Linked DNA regions of Homo sapiens: region 1 is linked to region 2. A link is a contact called in ENCODE Hi-C or POLR2A ChIA-PET data. All regions are on one chromosome and are shown on one strand. Each heading gives the region's core, a stretch centred on a gene start or an enhancer-like site at or near the end of the contact. The rest is flanking DNA. Distances are from core to core; before and after follow the strand shown. Region 1 overlaps TPTEP2-CSNK1E (TPTEP2-CSNK1E readthrough). Region 2 overlaps TMEM184B (transmembrane protein 184B).

What was found. Hi-C counts contacts between places; a loop is a spot of excess contacts on that map. ChIA-PET counts read pairs that join two places held with the same protein, here RNA polymerase II (POLR2A). Pooled maps may share reads with other maps.
Region 1: a loop to region 2 is called in a map of PC-9, with 9 times the contacts of the local background. The contact joins two enhancer-like sites. A Hi-C loop is called at or near these places in 3 of 168 maps with a recorded cell type or tissue (PC-9, ascending aorta and ovary) and 4 of 50 pooled maps. POLR2A ChIA-PET finds 5 or more read pairs at or near these places in 8 of 52 experiments (A549, AG04450, GM10248 and 4 more).

What each region holds. Positions count from the first base shown.
Region 1 is chr22:38,297,428-38,301,170 of GRCh38, reverse strand. TPTEP2-CSNK1E (TPTEP2-CSNK1E readthrough) reads left to right here. Exons shown (of 15, transcript NM_001289912.2): 9 at 219-447; 10 at 1,106-1,276; 11 at 2,237-2,385. CSNK1E (casein kinase 1 epsilon) reads left to right here. Exons shown (of 11, transcript NM_152221.3): 5 at 219-447; 6 at 1,106-1,276; 7 at 2,237-2,385. Among named protein-coding and RNA genes, the nearest start is that of CSNK1E, 18 kb to the left of the region's middle. RefSeq lists enhancers at 1,096-1,769, 1,652-2,852. Within about 2 kb of position 1,755, at least 7 of the 41 ENCODE cell types and tissues checked have a DNase peak (open chromatin) inside an H3K27ac peak, as active enhancers do; they include PC-9, where a contact is called at or near this core.
Region 2 is chr22:38,237,537-38,241,120 of GRCh38, reverse strand. All of the region lies in intron 3 of TMEM184B (transmembrane protein 184B), which reads left to right. Among named protein-coding and RNA genes, the nearest start is that of TMEM184B-AS1, 8.0 kb to the right of the region's middle. Within about 2 kb of position 1,905, at least 19 of the 41 ENCODE cell types and tissues checked have a DNase peak (open chromatin) inside an H3K27ac peak, as active enhancers do; they include PC-9, where a contact is called at or near this core.

The sequences.
Region 1 (3,743 bases), core at 506-3,005, 60 kb before region 2:
TCTGTCTCACAGCCAACTTGGTGAACTCCCCCTTTAGAGTTCATCCTGATGTCACATTTTCCAGGAGGCCTTCTCTGGCCTGCCCCTTAGTTATCCTTCATGGTCGAAGGCAGGCCTTTCTCCCTCTGCCTTTCCACCTCTGTGGCCCCAGCCCCTGCCTGGCCCAGAGTGCTAGGCAAGGGCCCCTCTGTTGAACAAATGGCCCCCCTCCTCCCCAGATCAGCCGCATCGAGTATATCCACTCCAAGAACTTCATCCACCGGGACGTCAAGCCCGACAACTTCCTCATGGGGCTGGGGAAGAAGGGCAACCTGGTCTACATCATCGACTTCGGCCTGGCCAAGAAGTACCGGGACGCCCGCACCCACCAGCACATTCCCTACCGGGAAAACAAGAACCTGACCGGCACGGCCCGCTACGCTTCCATCAACACGCACCTGGGCATTGGTGAGGGAGCCAGGCCTGGAGCAGTGTGCACCCGGGGCCACTGGCTGGGGCCCAGCTCTCTGGAGCCCTCTCACCCCCTACCCTGATGGAGGCCCCCAGGCTCTTTTCTAGTGAGAAAGTCCCCACCCCGTCTGCCCCCAAGCTCGTGCTTATTCCGTGTCCTTGCACAGTCGGGTCTTCCCCTTCGTAAGCCAAGCTGTGTGTGCCGGGCGCCTTCCCTGGCCCTGCTTCCTCCTCCGCCCTGTTGGTGCAGGCTGGAAGATACAGGCTCAGAGGTTTAACATGGGTTGCTTAAGGTCATGCAGCTTAGCTAATGCCAAAGCTGGACTTGACCCCGGCCCTGTCTGATGCTGAAGCTTGTGACCTCTCCACGGGGTGGGCCAGGCAAGGGGGCAGTAGGTGCCCTCTCATAGTCATTGAATGATTAAGTGCCTGAACTGGAAAAACTAGGCCCAAATTAAGTTGAGAAGGCCCTGCCTCAGGCTTCTTCTCTGTAGGAGGAGGATAATAGCAGTGCCTGTTTAAAATGCGTGCAGTGAGCAACATCCGACGTGGGGGCAGGAGGGTCCTGGTGCATTGTGAGGAGCATGACCCAGAGGATGAGTTAGGGGCCTGAGTGGACCCCTGTCCCTCACCTAGTCTTTGACTCTCTGTGCAGAGCAAAGCCGTCGAGATGACCTGGAGAGCCTGGGCTACGTGCTCATGTACTTCAACCTGGGCTCCCTGCCCTGGCAGGGGCTCAAAGCAGCCACCAAGCGCCAGAAGTATGAACGGATCAGCGAGAAGAAGATGTCAACGCCCATCGAGGTCCTCTGCAAAGGCTATCCCTGTGAGTAGCCCAGTGGGAGGGGACATGCCTGGGGGCCCCTGAGGCACTGTCTAAGGGAAAGGTGAGGCCATACAAAGCCCACGCTGGGGCTAGGCGCGGTGGTTCACGCCTGCAGTCCTGGCACTTTGGGAGGCCAAGGCAGGTGGATCATGAGGTCAGGAGGTCGAGACCAGCCTGAGTAACATGGTGAAACCCTGTCTCTACTAAAAATACAAAAATTAGCCCCACCTGTAATCCCAGCTACTCAGGAGGCTGAGGCAGGAGAATTGCTTGAACCTGGGAAGCGGAGGTTGCAGTGAGCCGAGATTGCACCATTGCACTCCAGTCTGGGTGACAGAGCGAGACATCATCTCAAAAACAACAACAACAAAGCCCACACTGGGCTGCCCCACAGCCCTTGGCACCTGAGCAGTAATCCCTGGCTCTTTGCCACTCCTTGGCACAGCCAGAAGGCCCGGTTTCCCTGTCCTGGCTGTTACACCTGTTGCTTCCCGGCCTACATTCCTGCCTCATCTCCCAAGGGCCCTCTCCCCAGTGTTTTTGAGGAGGAATTGGAAGTTTTCCTCTTCTTGCTTAGGTTGTGTTAGAAGGTCCCGTCAGGCTCTTGCAGTCCTTTGAATTTATGGCAACGATTGATCTGTGGGCCCCAGGGTGCTTGGCGAGGGCAGCGGAAGAGCTGTGGGCATGGATGGCTCCTGGATCCGGCTACCTGGCAGAGGCTCCTGGCCACTGTTCGCAGGTCTTCCCTTGCTCTGAAAGCAGCAGAGGCTCTGCTCACGGGCAGGCTAGGCTTTCATCACAGTAGGATAGGGAAGGCCATGGCTCTGTTGCCTCCTTTTCTTGCCTCTCACAGATTGGAAGTATCTAGGGACAGTGGGTGGCTAGGACAGTGCTGGCTGCAGGGGGTCTGGGAGCGTGGGCCTCACAGTGGCCTTCTCTATCCTCTGCAACACCCTCCAGCCGAATTCTCAACATACCTCAACTTCTGCCGCTCCCTGCGGTTTGACGACAAGCCCGACTACTCTTACCTACGTCAGCTCTTCCGCAACCTCTTCCACCGGCAGGGCTTCTCCTATGACTACGTCTTTGACTGGAACATGCTGAAATTCGTGAGTCACCTGGAGGCCAAGGCGGGCTTGGGGGACTGGATGGGGAAGGCCCTGACTCAGAGGGCCAGAGTGAGCTGGTGGCGGGAGGGGCTCCCGACAGACGGGAGGTACGAGCTGGACAGTGTGGTTGACCTCACTGGGGTCCCAGAGCCCTCCAGCCTCATCCGTGCTGACAGCTTGTGCCACCATGGGCAGCAGGGCCCAGGCAGGGCGCTGTCTCCCGTCGGAACAAGGAGGATCTGGCTTCACCTGGGGTCCCTCCTGGGTGCCCGCAGCAGGGCATGGGTGGTGCTGGCGGCGCCCCCTGCTGCCCTGATTGCTGCCTACACCGTCCTGCTGCTCCTGTTCTGCACATCCCAGGTGGCTACCTGCACCATGGCCCCTCGGGCCAGCCTGGACCCAGTCATGGTGCTTGCTTTCTTCTTGGTCATGGGCCCCTGGGTCTGGCTAGGCAGTTGTTCTGTTTCCCTCTTTTAAGAGTCCCAGGGGTGGGGTTGGGTGGGGAGCAGCATTGGCCGGCCGTACCCAGAGCTCTGGAATCTGTGAAATTGTATGTCTTGTTTCACATCTCTTCTGGAAAAGGGGGCTTCCTCGAGCCAGGCTCAGCCCCGTGACAGCCCCATGACAGCGAAGGGACCTTTCTGTCCCCGCCCCTGTCCCTGTGCTGGGCCCACGTACTCACCCACGTACTGGTAAGGATCCTCTGAGGTCTGGCTTTTCCAAAATTTGCCACTTGACCAGTGAGCGCAAGAGGCTGAGCCTCAGCTGTGCTTTTTGTCCCTTTCAGGTGCCCGGCTCCCCTGGGCACCCAGAGCCCCCCAGATAGGCCGGTGGAGGAGGTGGAGGAGCTGTCCCCCCAAAACTACTGGCCTGTGGTCTGGACTCCAGGGCCCCATTTCTGATGTCGCCAGGTGTGCCTGAGCCCATCGGGGCCAGGCCTGAGGAAGTGTTTCTTGGGAGGATGGGATGACCCCCTGTTCCCAAGAGATGGCAGCACAGTGGAGGCCATGGTGGAAAAGGCCCTGCCATGGGGTCCTTGAGGGCCAGGACAGCCTGAGGGAGGGATGGTGGCCACTGCCCACAAGGGGCCTGGTGGGAACGGGTCCCAGGACAGACTCATAGCTAGACCCCGTTGGCGGCCTCTGTGTTGAACCAGAACTCATTAAACACCTCCTCTTGCTTCATCCTGGTGTGCCTCTTTCATGGCAGGGCCCTCAGCCACCCTGCTAGATGGTTAGGACCAAGGCTCTGTTCTCCTGGAAGCCAAGGTCGGCACATTGGTCTTGGGCTTCTCTTCTCTCTGGGTTTCTTGTTCACTAAGGAGTAACACAGAGGTCAGGCAGAGAATGGGGGTCTCG
Region 2 (3,584 bases), core at 656-3,155:
TGTTGCCCTGGCTCTTTCATTCACCATAAGCCTGGAAACCGCTTCTCCTGTGCTGAGTCACCTGTTCCGTGGAGGCTGTTTCCTCCTTGTTCATGGTTTGCTCTCCCTGCCTGGTTGGAGCACGTCTTCCAGCAGCTTCCTGAGAAAGAGAGTGCATGGGAGGTCTATTTTGTGGAATCTGAAAATATCTTTAGTATATTGTTGTATTTGATTGGTATTCAAGGGAAATACAATCCTAAGTTGGAAATCCTTCTCCCTTTGAATTTTGAAGGCATGTCTTCACTGTCTTAGATTCTGATGTAATTTCTGGAAAGTCTGCTGTATTTGATCCCTAGTGCCTGTATGTGTGTGTGACCTGCTTGTGCTTTTTTTTTTTTTTTTTTTTTTTGCCTTTTTTTCCCCCCCTCTCCTCTTTGCATTTAGGATCTTGTCTTAATCCCCAGTGTCCTGAAATCTCACAGGAGGTGGGATAGTCATTGTGCTCGGCAACCTGGCGGGCCCTTCCAGTGTGGATGCTCCTGCCTTAAGGTTCTGGGAAGTCTTTCTGTATGTTTCTTTGATCATTTCTTCCCCTCCACTTTCTTCCAATCTCCCTTTCTGGAATTCCTGCTAGTAGGACCTCGCGCTTCTGGATTGAGCCTCAGATTTTCTTTATAATTTTCTGGCTCTTTTTTGGTACTGTTTTCCATGAACTTTGTTTTGTTTTGTTTTTTGTTTTTGATTGTTTGTTTTTTTAATCTTACCTTTGAGCTTTTCTGTTGAATGTTTTAGTTCCTTTATCATGTTTTAGAATGTCAGTAGCTCTCTCCATTCTTTTTCTTTATGATGCCTTGTTCTTGGTACGTGAGAGAGTATTGTTTTTTGGTCTCTGGGGATGGTCATTGCAGTTTTCTTCTGTTCCCTACATTGTCTCTATCTCTTGAATTCCTTTCTTCTGTTTGGTCGCTTTGGTCTTTGACCTTCTTGTTAGAAGCGCTCCTCAAATATCAGTATCCTTGGCTATTTTTTATATATAAGAAGGGCTTAAAATACCAGCAACTCAGGAGGCTGAGGCGGGAGGATGGCTTGAGCCCAGGAGTTTGAGGCTGCAGTGAGCTGTGATCGTGCCACTGCACTCCAGCCTGGGCAACTGAGCGAGACCTCGACCTCATCTCTACCCGCCCCAGAAAAAAAAAAAATTGCTGGACCTCCTGATTGGGTGATGGAACATGGGGTGTTTCCTTGGCTGTTTGTATGCAGCATGGGGGGCAGGTACCAAATGAAGCCTTTTTAAATTCTGGGACCTGTTTCTGTAGAGAATAATTTTTCATCTCCTGCCTCAAAACACTGCACAGGCTGAGTGACTGGTACAGCGTGGCAGAGATCTGAGAGGACCTCTCGCCCTTCGTATTCAGGCTTAGTCTTTGGATTTTCTCCAAGTTGTCCCATTACTGCCCTCAGCTGGACCGTGTTCTGAGGATAGAGCTGTCTCAGCCTCTGTTGAAACTTGTAATGCAGTGGCTCCACGTGGAGACTTTTAACCAGCTTCTGCGTCTGCACCCTCACCCACAGCCACCAGAGCTGCCTGGCATGTGCAGTGCTGATTTTTCCTAGGGCTCTGACTCCCACCCCCACCCCCAACCATCCGCCACTCGGTGACCATGGAGCGGTGGGCATGTGGCGTTCAGAGCTTTGTTGATGTCGCTTGGCTGTTGCCACTCCTCTTGTCCTTGAAGGTTTGCTCCCCACCCCACCCTCATTCCTTCTCATTTCAGTGGCGTTAGGAGGGCGAGGAGGGGGATAGTGGAGATAAGTGTGTGTTTAGCCTGTGAACCCTGTGACTAGTGCTTCCTGTTCTCAAAGAGAGGGCTGAGTCTTGGAAGAGGGCTTAGTGCCACGTACCATCTGCGAGGGCTGGAATTCATAGTGCTGGCATGTGTCACCAGAGGGTGTGGAGGGGCAGGCAGATGGGGGCAGGGTGGGAACCACCCCCCATATGCATTCAGTGTTTGATTGTGGGGTTGGGGGTGGGCCATAAAGACAACTCTGAGACAGTGCTGGGGAGTTCTGTGATCAGAGGCACAGGGCCTTGGGGTTCAGAGGCAGGAGGCGGTGTCCGTATGTCGCTTTATGCAGTTGCTGTTTGTTAGGAATGTTTGCGTGGCATTTCACAGTTTTCCCACGTGTTTTTCATCACTGTTAGCTCATTCTCACCTCCCAAGTACCTGGCAGAGTATATATATTATCCCCATTTACAAATGTGAAAAAAATTTGAATAGGCTCTGAAACTTGTCCAGAGTGACCCAGATCTTGTAATGGCCAAAGGCCAAACTTGCAGCTGGGTCTCTGAATCCTAGGGCTCTGTGCCAGCATGGTGAAAGAGAGGACAGGACAAGTTTCTCCCCTGGAAAAGTGTGAACTCCTGTTAGGGAAAGAGATTTGAATGCATGACAGCAACAGAGAATGATGCTTCATTCACTGTCCAACCGGGGTGAGCACAGCCGAGGGCCGCAGGTGCAGGGCCACACAAGAGCCAGAGGCCAGTTTGCTGCCAGAAGGACTCCCTGGCTGGCTGTGGCTCTTGCAGATAGAGCCAAGGATTATAAGACCTCGATAGTGGCCAGGCGCGGTGGCTCACGCCTATAATCCCACCACTTTGGGAGGCCAAGGTGGGCGGATTGTGAGGTCAAGAGATCGAGACCATCCTGGCCAACATGGCGAAACCCCATCTCTACTAAAAATACAAAAATTAGCTGGGCGTGGTCGTGCATGCCTGTAGTCCCAGCTACTCAGGAGGCTGAGGCAGGAGAATCGCTTGAACCCAGGAGACGGAGGTTGCAGTGAGCCGAGATCGCACCACTGCACTCCGGCCTGCGACAGCGAGAGACTCTGTCTCAAAAAAAAAAAAAAAAAAGAAGTTGATAGATCCAAGTGCAGAAAGACATTCAGAAGAAGCCAGTAGAAGAGAGGTCAGAAACAGCATTCAGGGCAGAAAGAAGCAGGAATAAGCATGATCAGCAGAGGATAAAAAAGCCGCGAGGGGGCTGGGCGCAGTGGCTCACACCTGTAATCCCAGCACTTTGGGAGGCCGAGGCAGGTGGATCACCTAAGGTCGGGAGTTCGAGACCAGCCTGGCCAACATGGAGAAACCCCATCTCTACTAAAAATACAAAATTAGCCAGGCGTGTGGCGCATGCCTGTACTTCCAGCCACTCGGGAGGCTGAGGCAGGAGAATTGCTTGAACCCAGGAGGCAGAGGTTGCAGTGAGATCGCGCCATTGCCATTGCTCTCCAGCCTGGGCAACAAGAGCGAAACTCCGTCTAAAAAAAAAAAAAAAAAGACAGTAGGGAGGAGAAGAGGAACCATTTGGCACAGCTTAGAGTCTGGGGTCACTTGTACCACGCAGACCCCTGCCCCCTTGGTTGCAACACACTGTGCCCATTCTTGTCCAGGATGATCACCCATCACTGAAAAGAGGCATAAGAACGTTCTGAGGCCCCTATTTTCTGAGCAGAGAAGATTTCTGCCCAAAGTGGGCAAAATTAACTTTTCCAGGCTCATCCACCCGTTATCTGAAATACAGAATGCCCCCAGTCTTTCCAAG